Linked DNA regions of Homo sapiens: regions 2, 3 and 4 are each linked to region 1. A link is a loop called in an ENCODE intact Hi-C map of the cell type or tissue named here. Cell type or tissue: endothelial cell of umbilical vein. All regions are shown on one strand. Each heading gives the region's core, and the rest is flanking DNA. Links, peaks and the distances in the headings are about the cores only.

The links. Peaks named below come from ENCODE experiments on the same cell type or tissue, not always from the same donor. Only the 100,000 strongest peaks of a DNase experiment are listed, where the experiment ranks them.
Region 2: it touches region 1 in a loop (3-fold over the local background); 2 of 110 quality-filtered maps call a loop at or near these places.
Region 3: it touches region 1 in a loop (18-fold over the local background); 19 of 110 quality-filtered maps call a loop at or near these places.
Region 4: a loop joins it to region 1, with 14 times the contacts of the local background. A loop is called at or near these places in 46 of 110 quality-filtered maps.

Annotation. Positions count from the first base shown.
Region 1 is chr3:66,191,768-66,199,650 of GRCh38, reverse strand. It overlaps LOC107986095 (a long non-coding RNA gene), which reads left to right and starts at 4,156. Exons shown (of 3, transcript XR_007095953.1): 1 at 4,156-4,412. It also overlaps a transcript of SLC25A26 not described here. In endothelial cell of umbilical vein, for the core only: CTCF peaks have their summits at 2,817, 3,815 and 4,022 (motif pointing right); a DNase peak (open chromatin) is centred at 4,060; H3K27me3 peaks cover 140 bases.
Region 2 is chr3:66,134,991-66,143,192 of GRCh38, reverse strand. It overlaps a transcript of SLC25A26 not described here. Among named protein-coding and RNA genes, the nearest start is that of SLC25A26, 82 kb to the left of the region's middle. In endothelial cell of umbilical vein, for the core only: a CTCF peak has its summit at 4,369 (motif pointing right); DNase peaks (open chromatin) are centred at 4,372 and 6,442; H3K27me3 peaks cover 388 bases.
Region 3 is chr3:65,436,135-65,444,336 of GRCh38, reverse strand. It overlaps MAGI1 (membrane associated guanylate kinase, WW and PDZ domain containing 1), which reads left to right. Exons shown (of 23, transcript NM_001033057.2): 8 at 1,488-1,545; 9 at 4,325-4,458; 10 at 7,090-7,182. Among named protein-coding and RNA genes, the nearest start is that of LINC02040, 270 kb to the right of the region's middle. In endothelial cell of umbilical vein, for the core only: a CTCF peak has its summit at 4,570; a DNase peak (open chromatin) is centred at 4,516.
Region 4 is chr3:65,781,080-65,789,281 of GRCh38, reverse strand. All of the region lies in intron 1 of MAGI1 (membrane associated guanylate kinase, WW and PDZ domain containing 1), which reads left to right. It overlaps LOC107986018 (a long non-coding RNA gene), which reads left to right and starts at 6,670. Exons shown (of 2, transcript XR_001740441.2): 1 at 6,670-7,954. In endothelial cell of umbilical vein, for the core only: a CTCF peak has its summit at 4,009 (motif pointing left); a DNase peak (open chromatin) is centred at 3,991.

The DNA.
Region 1 (7,883 bases), core at 1,987-6,986:
GAAGGTAAAGAAGGGTCAGGTACAGATTCAGGATCAGTATCAGAGGGTTAAGGTCAGAGTCAAGATGAAGGCCAGTGTACATTTCAGGGTCAGTTTTAGTATAGTTGTCAGTGCCAGGGACAGGGTCAGGTTGAGGATTGAGGTCACTGTCAGGGTCATGGTCAATGGGGACAAGTAAGAGTCAACGTTCAAAGGAGGCTGAAAGTCAGTGTCAGGGCCAGGATAAGGGTTAGGATCATAGTCAACATGAGAGTGACAGTGAGGTTTAGGATAAGAGTCATTGTTCAGGGAAGGGTAGGGGTGAGAGTCCAAGTCAGGATGAGGGTCAGAGTCAGTTTCAGTGTCAACATGAGGTAAGAGTCCATGTGTGATTTAGATCACAGTCAAGGTCATGGTCAGGGTAAAGGTAGGGTGAGAGTCAGGTTCAGGGTAGGGGTAGTGTCAGGGTCAGAGTCAGCATCAGGATCAAAGTCAGGGTGATGGTCAGAGGTAGGGCAGGGTCAAGTAAGGTACAAGGGTTGGGGGATGAGAGACAGTGTCAGGGTGACATCAGGTTTGAGTCAGATTTGAGGGTAAGGATCATGAGAAGGGGGAGGATGAGTATCAAGATCAGAGTAAGGGTCAGGCTCAAGATCTCAGAACAAAGGTCAGAGTCACGGCCATGGTTAGGGTTGGGGTCACATGGAGGGTCAGTGCCAAGTCAGGTCAAGGTCAAGATCAGGGTCAGGGTGAGGGTCAAGATACAGATCAAGGTCAAGATCAGTCAGGGAATGGGTCAGGGTCAAAACGCGTGTGAAGGTCAGAGTGAGAAGAGAGTCAAGGTAAGGGTCAGGGTCAAAGTGTGCCACTGGGAACGTGAGGGTAAGAGTTAGTGTGAGGATGAGGATCAGGGTTAGGCTGATGGTAAAGATGAGGGTAAAGGACAGGTTAAGGTTAAGGTGAAGATGCGGGTCGGATTCAGTGTCAGGGTGAGTGTCACAGTGAGTGCCGGAGTTAGGATGTGGGTTGAGGTCAAGTGAGGTGTCAGGGACATGGTGAGGGTGAGTGTCTGGGTGAGAGTAATGTAGAGGGTGTGGGTGGGATCAGCCTCAGGGTCATGGTGGGGAATAGAGTCTTGGTGTGGGTGAGCATCAGGGTCAGGTGCAGGGTCAGGATGGACAGCATGAGGGCAAAATTCTAGGTCAAGGCAAGGTCCTAGTGAGGGTCACTATGAAGGTCAGACGCACATGAGGGTCAAGAGTAAATGGACATATGACCACTATGTCCCTGACATTCACTCCGTTCATGAACTGCAGTGTCTTGGTGAGGATGAGAGCTACCATTAGGGCAAGAGTCATGTTAACAGACATGAGTTTCAGGCTCAGTGTCAGGCTGAGTGTCAGGTTAAGTTTGAGGGGTCAACTTGACCCTGACTGTGCCCAGAACCTCAATTATCATCCTGTTCTGAAAACACCCTGACCTAGACAGTGATCCTGAAGCTGACTCTGACCCAGATAATACTCTTACACTGACCCTAATCCTGCACTTGACTCTGGACTTTTCCTGACCCTAACCTTCACTCTGACCTTCACCATGATGCTGGCTGACCTTGACCGTCAGCCTGACGCTGACCCTGACTATCAAGCTGACACTTTCTCTGACATATACACTCACCCTTAACCTTATCCTTATGCTTATCCTGATGCTCTCTGACCCTGATCCTGTCTATGACCATCACTTGTCCTTGGCCCTTCCTCTGATCCTCATGCTGACTCTGAGCTGACTTTACCCTGAATCTAACCCTGATTTTCTCCCTGAATTTTATTGTCAGATTCACCATTTTTATAACTGTGAGCCTTACCCTTACACATATACTGACTCAGAATCTCCCTCTCATCTCACAATAACCCTGTCTTGCACCTGACTCTGACCTTGACCTTCAGCCTCACACTGACTTTACTTCTGACCATGAACCTGACACGCAAACTCACCCACCTCTGACCCCTAATTCCTACTCTTTCTCTAAACCAGACACTCAAGTTCACCCTGCATTTGACATTACCACTCATCCTATTCTCACATTGACCTTGACCCTTGCTTACTTAGCCTGACAATTATTTCAATCCTCATCCTTATCCTTAACCTAACCCTGACCCTGACCCCATCCCTGATCTTTTCTAATGTTGATACTGACCCTCACCTGATGTTGATCTGACCTTGAAGCTGAGCCTGAGACTTATCCTGATCCTTTCATTGTAACACTCCACTTGATGCTGATCCTTATATTGAAACTTACTCTGAATTTCACCATGACCCAACCTTGACACTCACCCTTACCCTGAACTTATCCGTCACTATGTCCCTGATGCCTATCCTCATACAGACTCTGACACTGACCTTCACCCTGAATCTGACCGATACTCATTGTGTAAGGTCAGGTACACAATGTATATATATATATCTGAGTTTAGGTTGGCAAACAGAAGTAATATTGAAAAAAATTCATATTGGGGCAAACCAGCTCAGCCTTCTTACACATTACTCTCAAATGAAACTTCTTATTGCTTTTTAGAGTAAACTGACATAAACATAAGGACAGCAAAACATACTACTTTCAAAGGCGCATTCTTACTAAAATAAAAAAATATACAAAAGACCACATATAAGCCATATTTTAACTGACCCTTATTTATTAAATTATCAGTGAATTAACAAAATATGCCTTGGATGATAATACATATATGCTTGTATTTGCCTTCTCAAAACTTTTAATTAATATAAGATAATGCTTATTAAAAAATGACCCAGATGGTTTTTAACTTTCTGTCCTCTAGGTGTCTCTTATGTCTACAGAAAAAGAAAGAAAAGGCTGATTAATTCAAGATAATAATTAATGTAGATGGTTGATTATATAGGGTATAAGAATTACAGAAAGAGTTTCTAATTGATTTCTTATTAGTTTTTTTAAAGTTATTGCAGTTAATTCACATAATAATTTAATTTGATATAGATTGTTTTATTTAATATACTGATAAATTCTATTTTAAGGCTATAGTTAAACACTTTATTATTTAATAATGTGTTGTATATCCACAAAATAGCTAATCTAGAATTAGCTCCACTTTCTAACAATACCAAATCTAGAGCAAAACCCTCACTTCCTTAGACCCTTCCCCAAGTCACCCAACAAAAGATTACATTCTATAACAGGTACTTTCTGACGCCTTTTTACTGAGACACCCTGTAGTTCCCAGTGGTGTGCATTCTCCCCCAATGCAAGCCATAATAAGCCCAATTTATTCATCTCAGGTATGTGCCTAGGGGGTCTTTGACACAAGGACACTGACAAGTTGAGTGCATAGATACGCACAGAAGCTGCGAAGTCAGCATGACCAGGGCTGGATCCCTTGTTTTTGCCTTTTCAAAATTTTAAAATACTGGAAGATAAATTCTTATGAACAAATAAGTTGGATGGTTTTAAACTTTCTGTCCCCTGGGTTTTCCTTATGTCTAGAGAAAAAAAACAGACTGATTACTTACTTAAAGATAGTAATTAATGTAGATATTGATTAAACTGAGTATAAAGATTGCAGAGATAAAAGTCTATGCAGAGGATAAATGTATTTTCAATAGTCAGAAACCTATTTTTATGTTTGTACACGTGTGTCTGCCTAAATTCATACAAATAAATGTATATCAATAGCTCCTACGCTTGATCTTAGCCAAAAGGCGGACAAGCAATATCAATAGTTCCTTTACTACAATTTGTTACATAAATAATTTGCCAAGTGAATAATTAGAATTTAGGTCTTCCATGTAAATTTACCAAATATTTTTATCCCCAGATCAATAGAGGTTTCTTTTGTCACCAAATTATTCTGTTAATTCTCAATGCTTTTTGCATATTCTTCAACCATTCTTTTGAGACTCCTTTGGATAGTGTTGACCTAATTTTATTTGTTCATATTTTAAAATGCCGGCACCTACTGTAATACACCCCTAAAATACGGACCACACAACCAGAAGATGGAGACGCCGAGCGCGTGCGCTCCTCGCTCGGCAGCACCACCCATCAGCCAGACGCTAGCCCGAGGGCCTGCCCGGCGCAAGCGCACTTGCTTGAAGGAACAGGTGGTGGGAATCTGGTTTTTAGCTGAGCCTCCAACCCTGCCTCCTGTGTCGTTCTTCCTACTGAGGAAAGAAGAGGATGCAGCAGATCTCCCCGTTAATCCCTAATCCTTGTCAGGCCGTTGCAGCAGGCACTCCCGGGGCTGCGGATGGCTCCCTACCGCGGGTTCCTGGAGAACAGCAATTTGGCAGCAGCTGCACCTGGAATAGTCTGTGCATGCTCAATAGTTGGGCAGGGGGCTTTTCCCCCAAAGATCAGCACAGGACAGGGTCAAAGGGATTACAGCGGGTGTTTCCTAGCAACGGTGAGTCCTGCCCACTGCAGATTCTGGGTAGGGGGTATGGGGCGGAGGCTACTCTCTGAAAACTTTGCCAAGAGTGGCAGTACAGCATAATTGCGAGCATGCGTTGGGGAGCAGTGGGAAGGTGACTTATGCCAAAAGAACTAAATTGCAGGATTCCGGGTGCATTAAACTTGAAATCCGTGACTGGGTCACTGGTAAAGGAGGTGGGATTGGGGTGGGCAGACAGCTCTGTTTCACCTCCCTCCCTTCCCCACCAAGGGGAGGAGTGGGTGAGTGGCTGGGTGGGGACCCCAGGTAGACCACAGGGTCCAACCACCCGTTCCTTTAAGCAAGTTTTGGGCCCGGCGCGGTGTCTCACGCCTGTAATCCCAGCACTTTGGGAGGCCGAGGAGGGCGGATCACCTGGGGTCGGGAGTCCGAGACCAGCCTGGCCAACACGAAGAAACCCCGTCTCTACTAAAAATACAAAATTAGCTGGGCGTGGTGGCGCATGCCTGTAATCCCAGCTATGCGGGAGGCTGACTCAGGAGAATCACTTGAACGGGCGCGGAGGTTGCGATGAGCCGAGATCGTGCCATTGCACTCCAGCCTGGGCGACAAGAGCGTAACTCCGTCTCAAAAAAAGAGTTTTCATCCTTGCAGAATAAGGACCCTAGAGAGGGTTGATTTTAGATATGAAAGCTAATAGTAATGCTTTCTGCCATGGGAGTTTAAGAGGTTTTGAGAGCTTTGCTAATTTTAGTTATAAAATTCCATTCGTTCTCTCTGTTCATCTTGAGGACTACAGATGATAAGGACAGTGAAGTTTCTGTGTAAAAGTACTTCAGTGCAGTTCTAGTAAAATGAGCACCTCTGTCATTGGAGAGATAAATGGGAATTCCCCAGGTGGGAAAACAAAACCAAGCCATCCCCTGAACCCTTTCAACCCCCAACCCAGCATGGAATAGCTTTCCAGCAAGGAAAAACTTCAGTCCACCCTGAGAATAAATACACAATGAGCAAAACATATTTATAATTCATTGTAAAAGGTATTTGTATGAAGTCCATTTGGAGGTATTTAAAGGGGCATAGAGGCTTTGATTCCTGTCCATGAGCCCACCTTGGCAGTTTATCAGGATGTGTCACTGGCAGATAAGACACATTTTCAAACACATCCTTGGCAGCTACATCTAAAATTAAGCCACCAGTGTTGGTCTAATATTGTTGTCAACTTATCGTTCCTTTATGGTTACATCATGAAGAATTTTCGTTAAGCTCCATTTTCAAGTGTTGAGGCACGCTCAGTTGACCATCCTGGTGATCATCTAATGATCATCCTAAATTGAATTAGAGACTTGTTTCTGACAGTTAGGAACAGCCTCTCTGAATTTCTCCAAGACTTTTCTTGTCCGTGTGATGATAGGACTGTTTATCTAGGTTAATATTGTTTGTTTAGCATAGGGGCCAGCCAAAGCATTACCATGAGTTTCTAGGTCTTGTCTTTTCAATGACTGTGTTTTTATGATAGCTGTTTTCTTAGGTAATAGCAAAGCATCTAAAAGTTCTTTAATTTGTCATTTAATTGGTGTAAGTTTTTTTTTTCAAGGTTAGAAACATCTCTGTTTCTAAACAATTCTGAATTTGTGGACTACCCCCAAAACACATTTACTATCAGCATAAATAATTGCTTATTTATTTATTTGTGAGCTGCCAAGCCCAGATAAGGACAATGATGTTAGTTATCTGAACTGATTTAATTTCTGGAAGTTGTCTATGTTTTAAGGGTGAATTTCACTCCATGATAGCATTTTAACTTTGATCAAATAAAATTAGGTCAAGGTTATCCAAGGGAATCTCTGATGATAGTTGTAGAGAATACAAAAGCAGTAGAACAATTTGTTGACAAAAAAAGGAACCTCTGTTGACCTGGGCATAAAATAAGTCACCTCATGCAAAAGACCTAAATTCTAATTTTATTCTTTTGGTATATTATTTATATAACAAATTGTAGTAAAGGATATATTCCCTTTTTGTATGCATCAAGACATACAAATATAAATAGGTAATAATTTAAAGTTTTAAACTATAGCTTTAAAGCATAATTGTCAGTATACTAAATAAAGCAGTATGTATTATATTAAATTTATTATATGAGTGAACTACACAACTTTTAAAAATATACAAACAGAAAATCCTATATATACATACCTGTATCTCTCTGCAATCCTTGTACCTAGTATAACGAACTGTCTTTGTTAATTACTATCTCTAATTAAGGGAATATTTCTTTTCTTTCTTTTTTTTTCCTCCAGACATAGGAGACATCTACAGGATAGAAAGTAAAAAACTGCCTAGGTAATTTTTCATGAGCATTTATCTCATGTTAATTAAAAGCTTTGAGAAGGCAAATATACACAAATATGTCTTATTATCCAAAGGCATTTACATATTTTGTTAACCCACTGACATTTTAAGAAGGAAGAGACAATTAAAATGAGGTTTAATAAACAGTGTATTTTTATCTTTTTTCTTTCTAGTAAGAATGTGCCTTTGATATGTATTTTACTGTCTTATCATTTATCTTGCTTTACTCTGAGAAGCAATAAGGACTTCTAATAGGAATGTCTGAGGCCGAGCCTGATTGTACTACTACAAATTCTTTTTAATACTACTACTTAGATTCATTCTCCTTTGCTCTGTTGCGTTAGTCAATTGGGCTGCTATAACAGAATACCGTAGACTGAGTGGCTGAAACAACAGACATTTATTTCTCACAGTTCTGGAGGCTGGGAAGTCCAAAATCAATGCACCAGCAGATCCCGTATCTGGAGAAAGCCCTCTACCTTGCTTACAGGTAACTGTCTTCTCATACCCTCGCATGCTGGAGGGTCGAGAGAGGGAGCAAATTCTGCAATTTCTCTCTCTTTTTTTTTTTTTTTTTTGTGACATGGAGTCTTGCTCTGTTGCCTAGGCTGGAGTGCAGTGGTGCAATCTCGGCTCACTGCAACCTCCGCCTCCCAGGTGCAAGCGATTCTCCTGCCTCAGCCTCCTGAGTAGCTGGGATTACAGGCACCCACCACCACACCCAGCTAATTTTTGTATTTTTAGTAGAGATGGGGTTTAACCATTACTGGACATGCTGGTCTCGAACTCCTGACCTCGTGATCTGCCTGCCTCGGCCTCTCAAAGTGCTGGGATTACAGGCGTGAGCCATTGCACCTGGCCTATTGGAATCTCTTTTTATAAAGGCACTAAACCCATTCAGGAAGGCTCCACTTTCAGGACCTAGAGGCCCCATTTCCTAATACCATCAGATTGGGGGTTAGAATTTTAACTTTTTTTTTTTATTATTTGAGACAGAGTCTTGCTCTGTCACCCAGGCTGGAGTGCAGTAGCACAATCTTGGCTCACCACAACCTCCGCTCACCGCAACCTCCACCTCCTGGGCTCAAGCAATTATCTTGCCTCAGCCTCCCAAGTAGCTAGGATTAC
Region 2 (8,202 bases), core at 1,833-6,832, 56 kb after region 1:
AATGGATAATGGCAATTTTTTTTTTTTTATTATTCAGCCATGAAAGAAAATTGTAGGAGAGGAGAGATTTATTTTCTAACCCATTGCTAGGTTCATAGCTGAGGCGCTTGCAATAAAAGACAGCTTAGGCTGGGCACAGTGGCTCACATCTTAATCTCAGCACTTTGGGAGGCTGAGGCAGGAAGATCGCCTGAGGCCAGGAGTTCATGACTGGCCTGGTCAACATAGTGAGATCCCATCTCTACAAAAAATAAAAAGAAAGATTGGCCAGGCATAGTGGTGCTGCCTGTAATCCCAGCTACTCAGGAGGCTGAGGTGGGAGGACTGCTTGAGCCCAGGAATTTGGGGTTACAGCAAGCTAAGATCACACCACTGTACTCCAGCCTGGGTGACAGAGGCAGACCCTGTCTCAAAAAAAGAGAAAAAACAGCTTAACAAGAGAATAGCATACAAATTTTATGTGATATGGGAGACTTTTTAAATGAAAAACCAAAAAAACAGGGAAACCTATGCATTTTTGTGCTTAGGTTTGATGACAAATGGATAGTCAGGCAGCAGTACCATTGGACAAAAGGGGTGTAAACTGATAGTAATCAACTAGGGAGAATTTAGCAAGGCCTGTTTGTTCAGGTTCTTCTCCGAGTTCCTGTGTCCTTAGAGACAGGGCATTTTTCTCTGAGTATAGTGTGGCCATCTCTGGAATGAGGGCCTTATGCCCTACTTCAGGAGAAGATAAAAAAAAATTCTTTTATAGTCTACTTCAAAGGTGAAGGGTGGGAGGAAGGTCAGAGAGAACTTCCTGCTTCTGCAGTGTTCTCAAATGCCAAGGTGCCATATTTTAGGGTAGTGGGTCCTGAACACCATCAGAATGAAGTACTGATACTGATACATGCGATGGCCTGGATGAACCTCAAAAACATTACACTAAGTGAAAGAAGCCAGACACAAAAGATCATATCTTCCATGATTTTATTTACATGAAGTGTGCAGAATAGGTAAATCTAGAGAAGCAGAAAGCAGATTGGGAGTCACCCAGAGGCTGGAGTGGGGTTGGGGAGTAACTGCCAAATAGGTATGGGGTTTAATTTTGGAGTGATGAAAATGTTTCAGAATTGAAGACAGTGGCTGCACAATATTGTAAATGCACCAAATGCCACTGACTTGTTCACTTTGAAATGGTTAATTTGTGTTATGCAAGTTTCATCTCAATTTAAATAAAGGAAAGTGAAAATAAATAAATATTTGTTGAACTACATATTGATAGAACTTGTTTCAGAACTCTCTGCCATGACTAAATCTAAAGTATTCTTAATCCAGCCTAGGGCTTCAACAACTTCCATCCACAGCTTTGAGTCTGCAGGAAGAAAAGAATACATTCAAGACCGGCGCAGTGGCCCACGCCTGTAATCCAGTACTTTGGGAGGCCAAGGTAGGCAGATCAAGTTGAGGTCGGGAGTTCGAAACCAGCCTGGCCAACATGGTGAAACCCTGTCTCTAATAAAAAATACAAAAATCAGCTGGGTGTGGTGGCATATGCCTGTAATCCCAGCTACTCGGGTGGCTGACGTAGGAGAATCACTTGAACCCAGGAAGTGGAGGCTGCAGGGAGCCAAGATCATGCCACTGCACTGTAGCCTGGGTGACAGAATAAGACTCTGTCTCAAAAAAAAAAAAAAATTCACACTATTTCAAAGATTTGCTTTCATCAAGATGACACAGGACATCATTATCATCCTCATGACAATCCTATTTCTATTAGTTTTTTGTCTTATGCAATTATTTGAAAACTTTCTTTGGTAGGAGTTGAGTGTGGTGGTACATGGCTGTAGTCGCAGTTACTTGGGAGGCTGAGGCAGACATATTTCTTGAGCCCTCGAGGCCAGACCACATATGCAGCAAGACCCCAGCTCGAGAAAATTAGAAAAAAATATTTGGTAATTATTGAAGATGTACATGTAATTATAAAGAATTATACAGAGAGATCTCGTGTGCCCTTCACCCTGTTTCCCCCAATGCTAACAACTTGCAACACTATAGAATACTATGGCAACAAAGAAATTGACATAAATACAATCTGTCTACCTCATTTGGATTTCACTGTTTTACACGTGCTCATTTGCGTGTGTGTGTGTGTGTGTGTGTCCTGTTTCTATACTGAAGTGTAACAATAGCTCCTTTCAGTACTGTAGTCTGTTGACTAGTAAGAAATTTCAGAGAGCTGGTGGCACCACCACAGTAACCACAAGTAAGTGACCCAGAGCAGAAGTTAAAAGCAAGAAACATTTCTAAAGTCTTGCAAGGGACTTGGCAGTCCGGAACCTGTTAGTTCAATCATGCCTTTGACATTCACTTGACCCTTTTAGTACTGCAGTTGTTAAAAGGGCTGGCATGCATTTTGTTTAATTCAACAGATGGAGGGATGTGATACAGTAAGAATTCCTTCTGTCATCTGAGAAACTGGGAAATTTGAAAGTGTAAACATAGAGTGGTAGCATTAAAAAGACAGGTGCCGATAAGGTAGTTTTACTTATGAAGAATATTTGCTAGTCCTGCCTGCTAATAGATTTAACTTGGAACAGAAACCTCAGGTGAATGAACAGATTTACGGACATTTTCTAGTTTTTACCTCAGCGTGCATCCTGTATGTTAGTTGAATTCATTCGAAGGTTCTAGTGAATGATCCTTTCTGAAGTGCACTGGTTGAAGGATTAGAAATCCCATTTTGCCTACCTGGCTTCCACACCACCTTCCTGTGTTAGTAGCATGTGGATTTTTTCTTTGAGGAGCCACCCTCTCCTAGTCTAGCTGTCTTGGTGATGCTATCCACAAACTCCACCAACCCCTGCCCTAAACTCAGGGCTCACAGGATGAGCACATGACTCAACGGAATACACATTCCATTCTTCCACCTCTAATCATTGGTTCAGAAAAGGCGCATATCCAAAATTGGTCAAGAGATGTAATTCCTGATCTTTTGCTAGAATAACAAAGAACCTCTTTCCATTGTACTTGCAAGTGTTAATACATAGGCATGGAGCATCTGAACACCAGTAATGAGAGCATCCTGCAAATGAAGCCACCATGAAAGAGAACAGACCTGACAGCCATTCTGAGCACTAGAACCAGCCATACCTGAAGCTCTGATCTCTCAGTTCCATGAGCCAGTAAGTTAGTAAGTTAATTACCTTTCTTGATGTGCTTAAACGAATGAGGTTTTTGGGTTTTTTGTCACCTACAACACCTTGAGAAGGATCAATAGCAAATAACATCTATTAGGTTAAGCTTGGGGCCATAAATCCTTAAACTAATTTAGTGTTTATGCTCTCATCATTCAATAATTCCCTTATCTTTTCATCTAGTCTGCATTACTGCCTGCAATAATTTGCCTGACCCACGGCTTTAGCGCTTAGTGTGAAAGAAGTAACTCAAGTAGAGTAAACAAATGACACTGTGAGTACATTAATGCTTCTGACCCTATAATGTCATCTTTTAAATAGGTTATGCATGTGTAACACTGCAGCCGACCATCTGTACTGCTTATCTAAGTTCTGTAATGAAATGGCCAGGGCCCTGTTTATTTATGTGATACAGGCAGCCTCCCTCTAAATCTAATTCAATCTTCAGTCACTGTTTTGTAGGCTAGGAGCTCTAATGACCGCGAAAGAAATGTGTGCTGCTTCAGATGATGCTATTAAAAGAAACTTGTTCCCAAAGAAATTTTTATCTCCTGATAGGGGGGAGCTAAATCACTATAAATTATGGAAAAGGAAATTGCAAATGTATCTTGCTTTCTTTTTATTGGAGGCATTGTTTTCTCACAACTGTCAAGTAGAGCATACACCTATTTTGAAAAGCTTTTAACAACTTTGAATTAAGCAAAAATGGAGAAATAAGAGGCTGCAGAATTAGAGAAGCTAATGCAACCCTGCTTTGCAAAGCAAAGGCAGGGTTTCACCATTCCTTTTTTATTCACAAATGGCACTATCAAGGAGGTGGGCGGGGTGGCACAGAAGGTGAAACAGAGAAAAGCAACAGCAAAATACAGTAAAGAGAAGTGAGATCATCAGGAGAATCATAAGAATCTTGAAAGGAAAAGCTGAGAACTTTAGAATTTCATTCTCCTGGGGCAGAGGAAAAGAGGATGGGGAGGGGAGGAGGACAGGAGGGGTGGGGCAGCAATTTGAATTCGTTTCAACTGAATAAGTAATCAATCAATCTACTCCTGTTAGTGTGAACTTGGATCTTATAAAAAAGAATCTCAAAAAGAATGACTGTTTGTCTTTCCTGTTCATCACGGGGGATTTCAGTGGACTCAGGACCATTACTATTCACATTAATCACACAGTGGCTGTGCTCAGCAAAGCCAGCAGAGGGAGTACAAGATTAATGGGTGGCTTCCAAGCTTTGCCAAGGAACCGATGCCCGTATCCAGGACCTCCCAATACGGTTTGTGAAGAGGAACCTCTGGCTCTCTCCCATGCCTCCTTCCTTAACTGCTTCCCTTCATCTCCCTCTTCCCCTACCCCAATACATCCCTACCCCCCCTCCCCCTGCATCAATCCTCCCACCAAATTGTCTGATTTGTCATTTGGAAACATTTTACCAGAGAATTCACAGGTTGACATTCTGTTGGCCAACCCCATGACAGATGGGAAAGAAAGGCCCCAATGTAGGTCAAACAATAAAAATCATGCTGGATGGATTTTGAGTGCCAAGCAAAATCTAACCTTAGGAGAAAATAACAGGTTGCAAAATTGCATGTGTACTAGGATCTCAAGTGTATAATATTTTTAATTATAGAAAAAAAGAGAAATTTATCAAATTAAGAATGGTTGCCCTGGAGTGTGATGTGTCTGAAGGGGGGTGAGATTTGTGGGATGATTTTTTTCTTCCTTCATTGCATATTTCCATACTTCAGATGTATACATTGTATACGATGTATACATTGAACAGCTTTGATCACCATAGGAAAAATAAAACATTATAAATGCCCATGTTTATTTTACGTGTTCACATGCAATACTCTCTGTTTAATAATGCCATAGAAAATGTTCATGTGGGCCGATCATGGTGGCTCATGCCTGTAATCCCAGCACTTTGGGAGGCTGAGGCGGGTGGATCACTTGAGGTCAGGAGTTCGAGACCAACCTGGCCAACATAGTGAAACCCCGTCTCTACTAAAAATACAAAAATTAGCTGGGTGTGGTAATGCACGCCTGTAATCCCAGCTGCTCTGGAGGCTGAGGTGGGAGAATCGCTTGAACCTGGGAGGCAGAGGTGGCAGAGAGCCAAGATTGGGCTACTGCACTCCAGCCTGGGTGACAGAGCGACACTGTCTCAAAAAACAAAAAAAAGAAAAAAGAAAATGTTCATGTGACTATACTAACTAGCTTTGCAAAGGAAAGAAGAAAACAAGCTCTTATGGAGTCCTAGGTGCTAGGAACTGTATTAGGAGTTGGGGGATAACAAGATGAGTTAGACACACTCTGACCTCAGGAAGCTCACAGTCACACAGAGCATCTTATTCCCTTCTCACAATGACTCTATGAGTGTCTTAGGCCATTCCTGCTGGTCTCACAAAATACCACCAACTAGGTAATTCATAAACTATAGAATTTTTTTTCTCACAGTTCTGCAGGTTGGGATGTTCAAGATCATAGTGTGGGGCTGGGTGTGGTTGTTCATGCCTGTAATCCCAGCACTTTGGGAGGCCAAGGATGGTGGATCCCCTGTGGTCAGGAGTTTGAGACCATCTTGGCCAACATGGTGAAACCCTGTCTCTACTAAAAATACAAGAAATTACCCAGGCCTGGTGGCAGGCCCCTGTAATCCCAGCTACTCGGGAGGCTGAGGCAGAAGAATTGCTTGAACCTGGGAGGCAGAGGTTGCAGTGAGCAGAGTTTGAGATCGCGCCATTGCACTCCAGCTCGGGCGACAAGAGCAAAACTCCATCTCAAAAAAAAAAAAAAAAAAAAGAAAGAAAATCACAGCATAGGTAGATTTGGTGTTTGGTGAAGGTCTGTTCCATAGATGGTGATTTCTCATGGCATCCTCACATGGTGGAAAAGGTGGCAGGAAAGAGCTCACATCTATTAGTCAAGCTATTTAATTAATGATTTCCTTTATCTCAACTGATTTTTAACTGAACTTTATTTTAAAAGAAGCTTTGTGCTATTATCATAAATGCAAATCAGAATTATTTTCAATAAATAAGAGATAACCATAAAGTAAGCAAAATAAAAACAAAAATTTATATACTATTGTTGAGGAAGCTCCAACTCTCTTTGTTAAGCTCTCTCTTTGTTATGAAAGGGAGACTAGCAAGTATGAGAGGGACATAGCACCTCACTGAGGCTTTCTTCTTGAAATAAACAGAAGGTCTTAACAAGTCCTGAAAGGGAAAAGCTTTGTATACAATTTAATGCATACTGTAAATGACATGGAGGCTTTGAAAACACAGTACTACTTGATGCAAAGCCAAGAGAAATATCCCAGTCAAAGCAGAAGAGAGAAACCTAGCGGCTGAAAGCCAGAGCTTAGGTGAAAGAATGTATAAATCAAATTTCACTACCATGATTGTTTTGGAAATATAAGCATCAACTGGAACATGAAACTAAAAGCCATCTTTTAAAATACAAAAATGTTATTTCTTAGTGACGAGACAGTGCAATGAGTTAGAATACCATTTTAGAAATGAAATAGACATGGATTCAAATCCAGCTAAGCTATTTATTACATGCTCACCCTGTTTTTCTCCAAACTTCAATGTCTTCATCTATAGGCCAATGGAGAGTGATAAGTAGTTTTTAATTATAAACTGGCCATTTGTGTATCTTAGGTTAAAGGATAATTTTCCCAAAAAGGTAAAATCATGACTATCATATAGACATAAAATGAACATCTGGAATACATTTTATTTAACTCATTACTAATGAGTGAACCACCGAAATGTTATCATTCATTCAAAGGAGAAGTCCAACAGCAGATACATATATAGATGGGAACACTGAAATAAATTTGCAAGTAGACACAAAACTGTTTATTTCCACAATAAGAGAGGAAAATCAGTTGACTGTCCGCAGGACAGAATTTCCTTGCATGATTATGAACAAGAAATATTTGCATTACTATTAGTTTTATCATCAATTTCTGAATTGTTGTGATCAATACAGAAATCTATAGTAAAACACTTTTCAAGTTAACTTCTATCTCAACAGACTTGTAAAATAGCTTAGCCAAAGACCAAGATGTATATCCCTGTAGGATTACGTGGTCTCTAAAGACAGGTATTTCATTGAAAGAATATCCAATGTGAATATTCCAAAAGAATATCTCTTTTATTTATTCCAAAGTCTTAAATTTTGCCTTATACTTATGTTAAGACTGGATCTGTAAAACTTACCTTTTTACTTTATTTTTTTATTGAGACAGGGTTTTGCTCTGTTACCCAGGCTGGAGTGCAGTGGTGCCATCAGGGCTCACTGAAGCCTCAACCTCCCAGGCTCAAGAGAGATCCTCCCACTTTAGCCTCCCAAGTAGCTGAGATTACAAGTACATGCCACCATGCCCACCTAATTTTTTATTTTTGGTAAAGAATAGGTCTCACTTTGTTGCCCAGTCTGGTCTCAAACTCGTGAGCTCAAGCAATCTACCTGCCTTGGCCTCCCAAAGTGCTTAGAATACAGGCATGAGCCACTGTACCCAGCCAATTGTTCACAATTAACAATTGTTCACATTAAAATATTGCCAACATTAATGATTCTGTAATACTGTGATTAACTAATTGGAGAGATGGAATACATGAACTTTAAGGCCGCTTCAAATTCTACAACTGTAGGATTTGAGCATGTAACGTATTACAATGTTTATATTTTACTAAAGCTAAGTTTCAGAAAGATTAGGAGTAAATTGAAAATCGCCCTGAAACAAAGTTAAAAACATTTCTGAAATTCAAATGTAAGTTAATTAAAAGTTGATAATACAAAAACAAAATTAAAAACAATTTTCAGTAAAATTTGAACTTTATAAAACCAGGCTTTTCCTTATTTAAGAAATATTGACAGGCCGGGCATGGTGGCTCACTCCTGTAATCCCAGCTCTTTGCGAGGCCAAAGTGGCTGGATCACCTGGGGTCAGGAGTTCGAGACCAGCCTGACCAACATGGTGAAACCCCGTCTGTACTAAAAATACAAAAATTAGCCC
Region 3 (8,202 bases), core at 1,763-6,762, 760 kb after region 1:
TTTCATTTAAATGGTAATTTCCAGCTTTGTAAGGGGAAAGCATTTCCTAGGCATTCAATTTGCATCGGTCCGCAAGACTCAGTATATACAAATGCCAAGTTGTATCAACATCTGCAAATTGGACCTGTCTTGCATTTTAGTAGCTTATGTCTCCTACAAGTCAAAGACTTCTTTAAAACTTGCTAAATGTTTTTTCTTTTTGATTTAGAAGAAAAGGGGGGAAAACCTGTCTCTTTGTTTGCAAACAAGTAACATGTGGAGCAAAAACTATGAAATTAATGTCTCTTGATGTGCAGCCAAATCTGAACAAAACATAAACTTTGAGTAATTAGCCTGTATGTGTTTGTGTGCATGTGCATGCCTCTACCTCAGTCTGGAACTGTTTGTGGTATATGTAAGCCTTCTGCCCTGATGACATCATTATTTAAATTAGTGACCACATGATTCCTTGAATTAAACAAAAATCTATTTCAAATATTTCAAGTTTGTAGTATTCTATCAAAGTTGGTCTTAATAGCTACTTCTAGGACTAATTATTCACTTTAGAGTGTGGTGTTACATAAGTTTGCCTTGACTACGTGTATCAGGGAAGCTTTAAAATTAAGTTGAATAACTGTTGTTCTGCCTGAAAGGATTGTTTAATGACAAAAAAAACCCACAACCTAGTCCCTTCTTTCACCAAGTAAAATAATATGGTGCAGTGGGCCTTTCCACAACAGATTCTTGTTCAGACAGAACTATTACCTGTTTAATAAAGTTTTGGCCTTTGATATGAAACCTTAGGAAGTTCTGTAGAGCATGGTTGAGTTTTCAGAAAGGCACATACATCCCCCAGTGCCATTGTACCACCACATTTAAAGAAATAAAATCATCCGCCTTAGATAGTGAGCTCTTAGGGATCAGGAGCTGTGTTACTGCTTTCACAGGTTAAGTGCTGAGAAAGATGGGCCAGCCCAGAGATAGCAATTGAGTGATAGTTGTGTGCAGTTCAAAAACCCAACTGCATTTTCATTAGGAACAAGGAGAAGATAACATGCAGATTTTATTTTATTTCAAGGAGAGCAAAACAACACTATTGTACTGAAAATGAAACATTAATTTTCATCCATTTTTGCTTGTGTAATAAGATGGCCTAGGAACAAAATGAGAAAACCGTAAACATTTAAGATAGGAACTAGGCATTCAAGGCAAGTTTAACCTATATTTTCACTAAAATCTAATTTAATAGTGATTTAGAATAAAGGCTGCATTTTGTTAAGTTTTATTTTCTTGCATAAAATACCAGTAGATAAAGAAATGCTGTTCATGTAGAAAAATACACTTATAAAATAATAGATACTTTTTTTTTTTTGGTTAGGATATACAGTTTTAATTGGATTTAAAGCATTTTTATGAGTCTTTCTCTTTTTGCCTAACTCAGTTGTTGAAAACACCCAGGCTCTTCAAGAATATGCTCTTCTTGCCCTAAATGTTCTTTTATTTTTCAGAACTGCCTGCTGGTTGGGAAAAGATTGAAGACCCTGTCTATGGTATCTACTATGTAGAGTAAGTGCCCATTCACAATCCACACATTAGTTTATACCTCTCTATAATTATGTACATTTGTGTTAAGTACAGCCTGACATCATTATAAGGCACAAACCAATTAACAATATTAATTTTATGATGAAAATATGTATGCATATATTAATGAATGAGAAAATATTCAATAAATCTGAAAATAGCAAATCATATTATTAAATTCACATGGGCAGGATCCATGTCTTTTGTTCACCACTGCATCACAAAGGCCCAACATCGTCCTGGTATATGGCAGGTACTTAATGAGTATTAGTTGAATGAATGAATGAATGAGAAAAGCCAGGATTCAGTAGACCAGATGAAGAGGGATTGTTTATCTTTACAAGGAGTATCTGATTCGTCTACTTTTTGCTCTACCCAGATCTGAACTCCTTAGCAATTACTTCTTTATTCATTCATACATTTCAAAAGGTTCAGCCACGGTAATTTATGAAATGTTGCCAGGATTGAGGAGAAAATGGAGAACTAGCCTAGGATGCAGACTTTGTGTGTTTCTTTGTTTCTCTCTTGCCTGAGGTTCTGGTTTCCCATTTTTAAAAGTCTAAAACCCTCGTGACTTTACTGTGTGCCTTATTCTAGCATTGGGCTCCCACTTTTTCCTTTCATCAAAACTGTTGATGGATAGGATGATATTAAAAGAAACCCAAAGGTTAGGACATTGAAAAAAAAAAAAAGCTTTGTATTATGTAGTTTCCTCAGAGAAAAATGAGAGGTAACTAATAAAAGTCCCTTCAAAAGAAGCAAATGCCATATAAATGTTGTAGAAACATAATCGTACCTGCCACACTGAAGATGTAACTGTCATATTTTCTTTCCTTTATGCTGCTGGTGATGAAAAGTCATTTGTATAATACCCTGGTGATATGAACACAAGATGAAAAAAGTGCCAGGCCATAAAATAGATGCCCAGCATCTTACTGTAGAAATTATGAGTTCAATATAGCAAGTGTCCTTGGCCAGTACTAACTTTTACCTCCACTTTGCCTAACAAGAGGGATTGGTAATATGGGGCATCAGAGAGGCAAACTTGGCTGCCCCTCTGACCCTCAGAAAATAAATTTCTTTTGTGTGCCCCAAAGATCATCTTTCTCACAGATGTACTGTGGGGTTTTTGCTATTTGAAGCTCATTTTGAATTGTCCCTCAACTAGTTTATGCATTAAGAGAGAGCAGGAACAGATGACAAAAGCTTTTATGGGTGAAGACACTAGTTTGAGGGGCAAGTTATTATCTTACCACACACTTCTCCATCTGTCTTTTCAGATTCATGTGCCTGTTAATGGTAGACCATTTCTTAGAATGAAATTGCTACAAGAATTAGGAAATAAACATGTAGGCCTTTAATAGAAATTAAGAGCAATCAGTCTATCCTTTCTATTGATAAACCTGCTTAAAAAAATAAAGCCTAGCTTTTTAAAAAACTTAGAGTTCTAAATAATCACAATACTATGCTCCTAAATTTCTAATAAACTATTATTTTGAATTAAGAAAAATAAGTTCAGGCATGGTGGCTCATGCCTGTAATCACAGCATTTGGGGAGACCAAAGCAGGTGGATCACTTGAGGTCAGGAGTTCGAGACCAGCCTGGCCTACATGGTGAAACGCCATTTCTACTGAAAATACAAAAATTAGCCGGGTATGGTGATGCACGCTTGAAATCCCAGCTACTCAGGAGGCTGAGGCAGGAGAATTGGTTGAACCTAGGAGGCAGAAGTTGCAGTGAGCCAAGATCGCACCACTGCACTCCAGCCTGGGTGACAGAGAGAGACTGTCTCAAAAAACAATAAATAATGTATATTTATACGTATATGCTTGTGTGTGTGTATATGTGTGTGTGTGTATATATATATACACACATATGTACCATATATATGTACATATATGTGTATACATATATATGTATACATATGTATATATGTATATGTATACATGTACACATATACATATGTATACATATATATGTGTATATATATAATTAGTTTTGTAGCCATCTAAGTGTTTGGATCTTTGTCATTTTGAGCACATCACATCTACTTAGGTTAACTTTATTTGGATTCTCTCTGCCTAAGGCCTGTACTTTTAATTGTGCCTCTATGTTTAGTGATCAAAATAGTTAACAGATGTGAGTGGAGTTCTTTGTTTAACTTCATTGTTTGGATGAATGCTTATGCTTCTGTGAACCCTACTGCAGACAGTTACACAGCAGTTCTGGCATTGTATGTTACAGACAATGTCACATAGCCACTTTAATCTTATGTCTCAATAATTCCTTAATCTACTTCTTATTGAATTAAAGCAGCTTCCCCTGTCAGGTGGTATCTTGGACATTTGGAGTGGGGTCAGTGGTTAAAATCCTGGGATTTGAAAGCAGGCAACCCTGAGCTTGCATGCCTGTTTCCTGCTTACTAGCTATATTATGCTAGATGAAGTATTTAACTGCCCAGACACTTACTTTCCTTATTCATAAGATATGAATAAAAATAGGACTTACCTCCTGGCATTTACTGAGGACTTTTAAATAAAATGCATATAAAACTGGTAGCCCAGTGCTTAGTGCATATAAGCAGTCAGTAATGGAAACTTCATTTTTATTTCCTCTTTCTAACTGAGCATTTTAACACACGAGGGTTAGCATCTCAGACCACCTGCTCTGCTCAGTTTGATTCCAGGGACTTGGTCTGATTGGCATTTTGCTGGTGGGATGAACTGTTTCAAGCTGAATACTATTTGCTATCTTCCCCAGCCACATCAACAGGAAGACACAATATGAGAACCCGGTTCTAGAAGCCAAACGGAAGAAGCAGCTTGAGCAGCAGCAGCAGCAGCAACAGCAGCAGCAACAGCAGCAGCAGCAGCAGCAGCAGCAGCAGACAGAAGGTTGGCCTCTTTCCTCTAGGCTTTTTCTTGATCAGGGGAGCATGGGGTGAAATCTGAGCGCTGACACCCTCGTGTGGTCAGAACTGGCCTCGATGATTGAGTCCTCTCTTGCCACACTGAAGAGCTGATGTCCTGTGGGGAGGAAGAGAACCCCCTCTCCATGTTCCTCTGGATGGCCAAAGTGGAGATCCTAATTCAAAGTCACTCAAATCTCCATTTTAATTTAGAAAGGAGCATCATTAGATCAGAGAACTTTCTGATGGGGGAGGAAATTTCTTGCCCCCGCAGTATTTGCATTGCAACTGGTAGCTAAATCCAAACCACTTTTAGCATTTTTACTTTAAGTGGAGTTACTGGGCATGAAACTAACTTTTAATTTTAGGAACATTACATGTAAAGAATCAGAAAGAGCTGGTAGTTTTGGGTGCTTTTAAAAATTACAGACTAATTCATGCTCTTTGTAAAAATATGGGCAATTCGGGAGTATAGAACATTAAATTCTCCCCTGGTTGCCCCCTTCCCATTCTCAGAGATAAGCCCTGTGCAGAAATTTTCTAGGGATATAGATATACGCATATTTTAACAAAAATCTGATAATAATTTATACGTATATAGTATGTATGTGAGACCTGTTTTCTCACTTTTTATTTCTTGCACATATTACTAAGTTGGCTAATATAGATTTAGCTTATACTTTTTAATGGTGACGTAATATTCCATTTCATGAATGCCTCTGCTTTATTTAGCCATTTGTTTATTACTAGATACTCTGGCTTTCCCCAGTTTTTCATTGTGATCTTTTAGAATCATAGGCTTAATACTCCCATCAATATAATATGTGAATATCAAATAGAATATCAAGTATAATGCTTCTGTTACTATAATATTGAATATAACAAATGTAAACCATAGACTACAGGTTGGCAAACTTTTTCTCTAAACAGCCAGATAATAAAGATTTTAGGCTTCGTGATTTAAACAGTCAATCTCTGTTAGAACTACTCACCTCAGCCATTGTAGTATGCAAATAGCTGTAGACATTATGTAAATGAATAGGTGTAGCTGTGTTCAAATAAAACTTTATGGGCACTGTAATTTCAACTTCATGTAATTTTCATATGTCACAAAGTATTCTCCTTTTTATTACTTTTCAACCATTTGAGAATAAAAGTTATTCTTGGCTCACAGGCTGTATCCAAACAGGAATTGGCCCCAGTTTGGCTAGTGGGCCATAGTTTGCCAACCACTGCCCTGGACTGTACAATTTAGAGAGAGTAGGTATGTATGTCTGTGTACATTCACCCATTGAAATGTTATCTACCTTAGTCTCTTTTCTAGCTAAAAAGAACTCTTCTCATATACATTTAGTGGGTACAAGTGCAGCTTTTGACACATGGGTATATTAAGTGGTGGTGAAGTGTGGACTTTTAGTGTAACCATTACCCAAATAGTATACATTGTACCCATTAAGTAATTTATCATCCTTCATCCCCCTCCAACCCTTCCGAGTTGCCATGGTCTGTTATTCCACACTTCATGTCCGTAAGTACACATTATTTAGCTCCCACTCAGAAGTGAGAACATGTGGTGTTTCACTTTCTGTTTCTGAGTTGTTTCACTTAAGGTAATGGTCTCTAGTTCCATTCATGTTGCCGCAAAAGACATAATTTTATTCTCTTTTTTATGGCTGAACAGTATTCCATGGCATACATACCACATTTTCTTTATCCAGTTATCCACTGATGGACACTTAGGTTGATTCTGTATCTTTGCTGTTGTGAGTAGTGCTGCAGTAAACATACAAGTGTAGGTATCATTCTGATAGAATAATTTCTTTTTCTTCAGATACCCAGTAGTGGGACTGCTGGATTGTATGGTGGTTCTATAGAGGTTGCAGTAATTTACATTCTCATCGACAGTGTATAAGCATTCCCTTTTCTCTACATCCTTATCAACATCTGTTATTTTTTGTCTAAAAATTTTTTAATGTATCTTTCCTGAGCTGATGAAACTTGGTAGTGTTAGAAAGTGCAGTTTGCAAATGAGAATGTACAATTGAATATGTTAGCTGAGCTGGAAGTGATTCTGGGGTGCCATCTCAAGGGTCACTCACTGTGAGTTATGTCTGGCCTTCCAAGGTGAATAAGACTACAATTAGGACCCAGGAGTATTTGTAATAGGTCTCATTTGGATTCAGAGATAACAGAAGAGCACACCCTTAGCAAACTGCTGAAATCTACCTTCATCTTCCTCCCTACCTAAGACAAGCTGGCCTCAGCAGCCCAGCTCATGTCTGAATCAGATTAGAGAAATTTCTCCCTTATACAGCTGCCATTAGTTGACTGTATGTCTTTCCTGACATTTTTTAACTGACTTCACTTTGGACTTTCCAGCCAGAGAGAACTGGAGTTCTTATTCATTATATCGTAATATTTCTTTCCCAAAACGTCTTAGACAAGAAAAAAAAAAAAAAAGAGCTTCATAGAATGAGGTCAGATAACAACTTCTTTTTAATCTAAGCTATCTGCCCTTGGTTTATTGCCTTGAGTATTATTAATAATAAGGTGAATCATAAGTAACTCAATGAGCCATTTGAAGGAAAAATAGGAAACTTTCTTTTCTTTTTCATAGAATGGACAGAAGATCACTCAGCCCTTGTGCCTCCTGTTATTCCAAACCACCCTCCAAGCAATCCAGAGCCAGCCAGAGAAGTTCCACTTCAGGGTAAAGTACTTGTCTTTCTAATTGTGTCATGGTTTTAGCTCAAAATCTAATTTTTTTTAAGGTATTTTGAAAAGTGGAATCTCGTAACTCCCAAGTCATTCCTTTGATAGTGAAAACCATAAATAATGAAAACAATGATAAATGTATTGTTAGACTTGTCAAGAAAAATTAGGAATCTTCCTGAATAATTTTTTTCCAACTATTTGTAATATTTTAAAAATAAAGACTACTTGTTAAATGATCATTCAAACCAACGTTTCTCAATCTCAGCACCATTGCCATTTTGGGGTAAGTAATTCTTTGTTGTGTGGGTTTGTCCTGGGCATTGTGAGATGTCCCCTGGCCACTAGATGCCAGTAGCACACAGCCCACCTCTCATTGTGACAAGGAAATTGTCCCCAGACATTGCCAGATGTCTCTGGGGAGCAAACCCATCCCAGAGATAGGAATCACTGACTTAGAGACCACAGATATTTAATAGTATGTTAAAAAAGATAAATCTGAAACTCAGCATTAGATATTTCAAGAGTCTAGCCAACATATTAGGTTTTGTCTAAGACTTTCCTATAAATGAAAATGGTTTGATATTGTGTTTTCAGTTCTCATTCCCTATTCTTGCTGCAGTTTTGGTATTTATGCATGTTTACAACGTTTCAATAGGTCTTGTTTGTTTACATTCACACATAGGATGAGGCCTTTATAGAGGATTATTCTTGAAAATTGGAAGCTCCAGAACCTTGCAACTTTCAGGCCTCATTACTCTTAAATTATAGAAAATATTTGTGTTTAGTTTTCTTTTTCTTTTAAACAAGCATCATGTTTGACAGAGTTGGGGGATGTTTGTGGTACAGAAACAATAAAAATACTATAAAATTTGTCTTCCTTTCTATATTTTAAAAGATTTAATTGTGTTACATATAAAAAGATAAGTAGAATAATAATTCATTTCTTTAATTTTAATTCATTATAATTTTCATAAGAAAGAAATTGTTTCTCTGCTAGCTGACATTGTCACTAGAT
Region 4 (8,202 bases), core at 1,127-6,126, 410 kb after region 1:
GTGGCACTATCTTACTACTTTATGTACTTGCTTTCCTTTCTTCCCCACTGACTGGACATTTTGGTCATTATTTATTTATTATCATTTGTTTGTTATTTTTTTAGAGATAGAGTTTTACTCCCACCCAGGCTGGAGTGCAGTGGTGCGATCATAGCTCACTATAGCCTCCACCTCCTAGGCCCCAGCAATCCTCCCGCCTTAGCCTCCTCAGTAACTGGGACTACGGGTGGGTGTCGCCAAGCCTGGCTAATGTTTTACATTTTTTTTGTAGAGATGGGGTCTCACTATGTTGCTCAGGCTGGTCTTGAACTCCTGGCCGCAACGGATTCTCCTGGATTGGCCTCCCAAAACACTGGGATTATAGGCAAAAGTCACCATACCTGGCCTCATTATTTATTTTTAATTTTTTGTTTGTTGTGTGAGCTTGGGGCTTTGGGAATAAATAAACTTCTCTAAATTTTCCTTGTGTTTTCACTGAGCAACTCCCACACATAATGGTTGATTTATGGCTAGTATTGAGCTAATATTATTTTCCTTTGAGGCTGCCTCATTTCTCTGAACACTGATTTATTTAATGCTTTCTGAGACACTTCAGTTTGGTGTGGGTCACAATAAACAGAATGCAAACTGGAAGTAATTTAGAGTGAGCTACCGTAGAGATGATTTTATTGCCACAGAGGGTCTTGAGTGCAAGCCAAACTTTGAACTGTGAGCAGACCTCTGCAACGCAGCTGGTGATGGGGTGTGTTAGGATTGAACTTGGGCATAGAACTGCAAGAGCAGTTCCCTAGAATAGCTTGAAATGAATAATCTAAAATGCATAGGGGAAAGTGGTCATAATGTAGGTACATACTAGCCACTGGCTTCCAGAAGGAAGCAGCTGTTATGGTGGCAAGTAAATGATGTTTGGAATTAGACCAGAGTTCTGTTCCTGAGTTCAAGACCTTGGCTAGTCCATTCTCCTTTAAATAAAAATTATTATTTGTAAGATTGGGATGAGAAAGCGTGTGGGATCATTGTGTGATTCCCAGGACAAACTGCATTTGAAAAACATTCGAAAAACCTTCAAGCACTTGTAACATATGTGTGACTTGCTAGTCCTGCCCTCATGGGCTTTTGGAGATTTTTTCATCATTGTTTTATGTGAGTTTACTTGGGCACAGTTGAGTTTCAATTTATGTTAATTACTTCTGAGACTTCTGGTTTGACCTCAAGGAAACCTAGAAAGGTCTAGTAAAAGTGGGGGAAGAGGAAAAATGCAACCTGTAACTTTGCAGGCCATTGCAGGGATGACTCCCTAAGGATCAAGACTAAATAAACTTTTTTCTTGATTGGCTCATGCTTACTTTCTTAACCCCGTCACTTTCCATGCTTGGTTTCAACCATCCTGAGCTCTCTCTTACTTCTTGAACTTGCTGAGCTATCATGTCTTCAGTCCTTGGCACAGGCTATTATTTTCTGAGAAATATGCCTTTCTCCCCATATTTTAACGGCTCCTAACATTCAGCGGTGTTATCATATCCATTTATAGTTATTTTTAACCACCCAAGGCTAATTAGATGTTCAACCCCTGTGTTCCCATAACACCATGAACTTGTCCCTGACAGTCTACTCTGTTTTATTATTGCTCATTTATTTGTCCATCTGGCCTACCAGGCGGTGCAGTCCCAGAGGGCAGGGAATGTGCCCTGCTTGCTGTTATATTTCCAGCATCTAGTATAGCCCTCAGTTACACGGAGTAATTTTGAGGAATATGAGTGAATGATGTGTGAGAGTTAGTTCCCTTGTCACTCAAACACAATGTGTTTTGGCATTCTATTTAAAGTTTCTGGGCTGCCTAGAACCGACTAAACATAACATCTTTGTTTTGACAGTAGACTGTTCACTAAAAAAACGGCAGAGGAAGACTTTTCAAGTTGAGTTTATCATTTGGTGATCCGGTTTCTTTTATACTATGTTGCTATGAAAATGCTCCAGTGGCTTATAAACTCGAGGTGTCTTAAAGATGACCGGGCCCTGTGTCTGTAAAAGCTCATCCTTCACCCATTCATCACATCCCAAATGAAAAACCTTTCAGAGATTGCCTTTCCATGCCTAACTTTTGTTGTGACTGAGCTTAGAGTAAAAGTTTTTGTAACTGAATGTGGCTTCTGGGGAGGAAATAGGGGCAGTTTTATTGTTGTTCCATAAATTAGTCTGATGTCAGACCCCTTGAAACATGAGATAGGAGAAGAATCTGGTTTCCTCTAATGAAATGTTGTGTGCTTGTGGCTTAGTAAGAGGTGCATTGATGGAAAAACATTAAGTAGGAATACAAAAGGTAACACAATGAGAGAGATGTGTTGGTCAGCATTAAAAGATTCTTGGGGTCTTGCGCGGTGGCTCACACCTGTAATCCCAGTACTTTGGGAGGCCGAGGCGGGCGGATCACGAGGTCAGGAAATCGAGAACATCCTGGCTAACACGGTGAAATCCCGTCTCTACTAAAAATACAAAAACAAAATTAGCCAGGCGTGGTGGCGGGCGCCTGTAGTCCCAGCTACTAGGGAGGCTGAGGCAGGAGAATGGCGTGAACCCGGGAGGCAGAGCTTGCAGTGAGCGGAGATCGTGCCACTGCACTCCAGCCTGGGTGACAAAGCAAGACTCTGTTTAAGAAAAAAAAAAAAAAAAAAATTCTTGGGCCAGGCGTGGTGTCTCATGCTAGTAATCCCAGCACTCTTGGAGGCTGAGGTGGTAGGATTGCTTAAGCCCAGGAGTTCAAGACCAGGCAACATGGGGAAACCCTGTCTCTACAAAAAATACAGTAAGTTAGCTGGGTGTGGTGGCGCATGCCTGTAGACCCAGCTGCTTGGGAAGCCGAGGTGGGAGGATCACTTGAGACTAGGAGGTTGAGGCTGCAGTGAGCTGTGATCATGTCATTGCATGCCAGCCTGGGTGACACTTCAGTTTGGTGTGGGTCTCAATACACAGAATGCAAACTGGAAGTAATTCAGAGTTGTTGATTTCAAGGCAAAAAAAAAAAAAAAAAAAGTTATGATTGGCTGGGCGTGGTAATCCCAGCACTTTGGGAGGAAAAGGTGGCCAGATCACCTGAGGTTAGAAGTTCGAGACCAGCCTGGCCAACAAGGCGAAATCCCATCTCTACTAAAAATATAAAAATTAGCCGGGTGTGATGGTAGGCGTCTATAATCCCAGCTACTCGGGAGGCTGAGGCAGGAGAATCACTTGAATCCAGGAGGCAGAGGTTGCAGCAGTGAGCAGAGGTTGCAGTGAGCCCTGATTGCACCACTGCACTCCAGCCTGAGTGACAGAGCGAGACTCCGTTTCAAGAAAAAAAAAAAAAAAGTTAAGATGACAGCAGGAATAAGGGGGAGGTCGGGAAGGATTCATGGCCTAAAAAATTACACTTGATTTCACACAATGTCTCTGTGAACTTGTTTCAGAGATAGTTATTCAGTGAAATGATTGTGATGTTTGGTATGGGTGAAAAGAAATATTTTGATGTAGTCTCCAAGGTAGGTGAAATTTTTTCTGAAATTTAAGAAATGTTGATTTCACTCATTCATTCATTTATCTCATTCATTTAATAAATATTTATGGAGTGCCAATTATGCTAGACATGGTTCCAGGTGCTAGAGATAGAACAGAGAACCAGAGACCACGTATTTATAACATGTTTCATTTCCTGTGATGATTTATATTATCTCACTGAATTTTATCCTAAACAAATAAGTTTGTATAACCTCTTGTATGACAAGAAGTGAAGGAAATGAATGCAGTGCAACATTATCCGTAGTTTCTGTTACTGAAGTTTAATTTTAAACATTTACTTTTTATCTGTGTATAAGTCATGATTTTTCAACCTGTCACCAACCTTGGTGACACTATTGTCTTTAATGTGTTGTATGAAACATACTAATACCTCATTCCGTCCAAGAAAAGGGGGAAGAATGAAATCAAATTGGTAAATAGGACCCCTGTATGTTAGACACTCGGTTTTCTGTAGCTGTGAGGAAAGCGCCCTCTTGTGGTTATATATGCTTCTCCTACAAATACTTCTTAAAACACCTACTTCCTTAAATAAAAATTACTTAGTAAGTAACTCATGAATACATATGGGATACAGAAGTTAAATCACATTTTAAATAGCGGTATTGAGATATAACTAATATGTCATACAATTTATTCATGTAACATGTACAATTTAGTATTTTTAATAGATACACAGCGTGTGCGACTATCAGTATAATCTAATTTTAGAACATTTCTGCCCTCTCCAAAAGGAATCCTATATCCATTAGTAGTCATTTCCTTCTCTGCCCTCCACCGCCACCCTCTCAAGCCCTAGGTAGCCACAAATCTCTTACAGATTTGCCTATTCTGGACATTTCATCTAAAGGGCATTGTAAAGTATGTGGTCTTTTGTGATGTGCTACTCCACCTTATCTTGTTTCAGGATTCATCCATGTTGTAGCATGCATCAGTGCTTCATTTCTTCTTCCCAAATATTATTCCGTGGTTTGACTATACCACATTTTTTTTTTTCTTTTCTTTTTGTTGTTGTTGTTGTTGTTGTTGAGACGGAGTCTCGCTCTGTCGCCCAGGCTGGAGTGCAGTGGCGCGATCTCGGCTCACTGCAAGCTCCGCCTTCTTGGTTCACGCCATTCTCCTGCCTCAGCCTCCCGAGTAGCTGGGACTACAGGCGCCCGTCACCGCGCCCAGCTAATTTTTTGTATTTTTAGTAGAGACAGGGTTTCACCGTGATCTTCATCTCCTGACCTCGTGATTCGCCTGCCTCGGCCTCCCAAAGTGCTGGGATTACAGGCGTGAGCCAACGCTCCTGGCCCTACCACATGTTTTTTATCCAGTCATCAGTTGATAGGCATCTGGGTTGTTTCCACTTTTTGACCTCTTATGAGTAATACTGCTATGAATATCCACGTACTAGTTTCTGTGTGGACATATGTTTTCATTTCTCTTGTATGCATACCTAGAGTGGGATTGCTCCTAGGAATGTGGTAACTCCATGTTTAGCTTTTTGAAGAACTCCCAGACTGTTTTCCAAAGTGGCTGTACTATTTTGCATTCCTACCAGCAATGATGAGGGTTCCAATTTCTCTGTGTGCTCATTACTCCTTGTTATTGCACCTTTTTTTTTTGAGATGGAGTCTCACTCTGTTGCCCAGGCTGGAGTGCAATGGCACAATCTCAGGTCACTGCAACCTCCACCTCCCAGGTTCAAGGGATTCTCCTGCCTCAGCCTCCTGAGTAGCTGGGATTACAGGTGCCTGCCACGATGCTCAGCTAATTTTTGTATTTTTAGTAGAGATGGGGTTTCACTGTGTTGGTCAGGCTGGTCTCGAACTCCTGACCTCAGGTGGTCCATCTGCCTCGGCCTCCCAAAGTGCTGGGATTACAGGCAAGGGCCACCACACCTGGCCTGCACTTTTTTTAAAATTAATTTTTTTTTTTTTTTTTGGTACAGGCTGGGTGTGGTGGCTCACACCTGTAATCTCAGCACTTTGAGAGGCTGAGGTGGGCAGATTGCTTGAGCCGTGGAGTTTGAGGCCAGCCTGGGCAACGTGGCAAAACCCCATCACTACTGAAAATACAAAAAAAATTAGCTGGGCATGGTGATGCACGCCTGAAGTCCCAGCCACTCGGGGAGGCTGAGGTGGGAGGATTGCTTGAGCCAAGGAGATTGAGGCTGCAGTGAGCTCTGATCGTGCCACTGCACTCCAGCCTGGGTGGTGACAGAGTGAGACCCTGTCTCAAGACAAATTTTTTTTTTTTCTTTCTGGAGACAGAGTCTCATTATGTTGTCCAGGCTTGTCTTGATCTCCTGGCCTCAAACAATCCTCCCACCTGCCCTCTCAAAGTGTTCGGATTACAGGCGTGAGCCCCTGTGCCTTGCCTTATTTTGCCTTTTTGATTGTAGCCATCCTAGTGGGTGTGAAGCGGTGTCTTGTGGTTTTGATTTACATTTCACTATTGTGTAATGATGCTGAGCATGTGCTTCTGAGCTTATTGGTCCCTTGTATGCCTTCTTTAAAGAAATATCTGTTAAAATATTTGTCCTATTCTTTCTTTTTGTTGTTGAATTGTAAGAGTTGTTTTTTTTTAATACATTCTGCACACTGGACACTTATTAGATATGTGATTTGTAAATATTTCCCCCAGTAGGTTGCCTTTTCACTTTCTTGATGGTGTTGTTTGCAACACCAAAGTTTTTCATTTTGATGTCATCCAACTTCTCTTTTTTCTTCTTTTTTTTGTTGTTGTTGTTTTGTTTTTAAAGGTGCTTTGGGATTATATCTAAGAAACCATTGCTTAACTCAAGGTCATGAAATTGATTTTTCTCTTTTTTTTTTTTTAAGAGTTTAATAATTTAGCTCTTACATTTAGGCTTCTGATCTGTGAAATGACTTTTCACAGATGGCCCAGTACTAATAGTGTCTGGCTCAAAGGTTGTGAGGACTTAATAAGATAACACTTATATTGCAAACATATTAAAAGCTCAGTAGATGTTAACTGTTGTAGGTATTACACCTGAAAACAAATCAACTTGACTAAACAGAGTCCTTCAGTATATTATGTTTATACCTAAGCTACAGTGTTGAAAAATGAACCTTTCATCTAACTTTTTTTTTTTTTTTTTTTTTTTTTTTGCTTAAGAAATCCATATACTTTAAAAAATAGTTTTTATTCTCCTTTGGTCCAGAAGGGTTAGGAACAATAACTCAGTAGTTACTTCCTGTATTAGTTTCTTATTTGCTGCTGTAACACTTTTTCACAAAGTGAGTGCCTTAACACACATGTACTTATTATCTTACAGTTCTGACTGGTGATGCTGGGCTAAAACCAAGTTGTCACAGGGCTGTGTTCCCTTCCTAAGGCTTTATGGGAGAATCTGTTTCCTTGACTTTTCCAACCTAAGGACATTCCTTTCCTCCATCTTCAAAGCCTGCTAGCAACGTTGTATCCTTCTGTGCCATTCATCTACAGTCTTATCTTTTACAGATGCTTATGATTATATTGGGCCCACCCAGATAATCCTATTTAAAGGTCACCATAATTAGTGACCTTAATTCCCCTTTGTCATGTAACATAGTCACAGGTTCTGGGAAGCAGGATGGGGATATCTTTGGGGTGATTATTCTGCCTATTATGCTTACTAATGATAATTTCTACAATCTGTGATTGACAAGTGTTTCCCTTTGATAGTTAGGGTCTCTAGACTTGGGACATGTGATAAATGGACATGAAATGCATGCCATCCCCCAGAATATATGGGAAAGTGAAATCTACCAATCTGCTCAGGAGACCCCTCTGTTTACCAGCGAGTCTGTTTTTACAGAACAATCTTAGGTTTATAGTGAGGGGGGGTTCCCCAGTCAGATGGTTCAGACTTCCACTGACTGACTTCAGGAAAGCTGCCTGTACTCTCTGTGTTTGCGTAGTTGCAGAGTCAGGGTGATGGAGATTAATGAGAGAATCAGTAGAAACCTTTAGCAAATCTCTTCCGTGGTAGCTGTTATTATTATAGATGTTGCCATTATTGGCCAGAAGCTATTTAGGATCTTGTAATGGCCTCTCAGCCATGAGATGAAAACTGAATTATCTATAATACGAGTTTAATGTCAAGTCAATTTCATTATATCTTTGGTCTTTGAAAAGCGGCAGTTGCTATATAATTTGTATAATAATTTTTTAAATGAATCTATTTCTGTGAAACAAACCACTACTGTATTTAGTTTTAAAAAACCTATTCCATGCAGCAAACCACCACGTACGTGTTTATATATAACAAACCTGTACATCCTGCACATGTACTCCGGAACTTAAAAAAAAATCTATCCATTTCCTGATCAAGGTAGATAGGCATTTGCGAAGATGAAACAATCAAATGTTCAGATGATCAAATGGAGCCATTAGCAACTACTGCCTAGCACATGTAAGTATACTCAATGAATGCTGTCAGATATCTTGTATTGTGTCAGTATCTGTTTGGGAAGGCTCTGTGTGCAGGTACTATTCTGTTTTCCATCCGAACTTTTAACTTTTAAATTTTGTTCTTTTTTTTTTTGAGACAGAATCTTGATCTGTCACTCAGGCTGGAGTGCAGTGGCATGATCTTGGCTCTCTGCAGCCTCCGCCTCCCAGATTCCAGCAATTCTCCTGCCTCAGCCTCCTGGGTAGTTG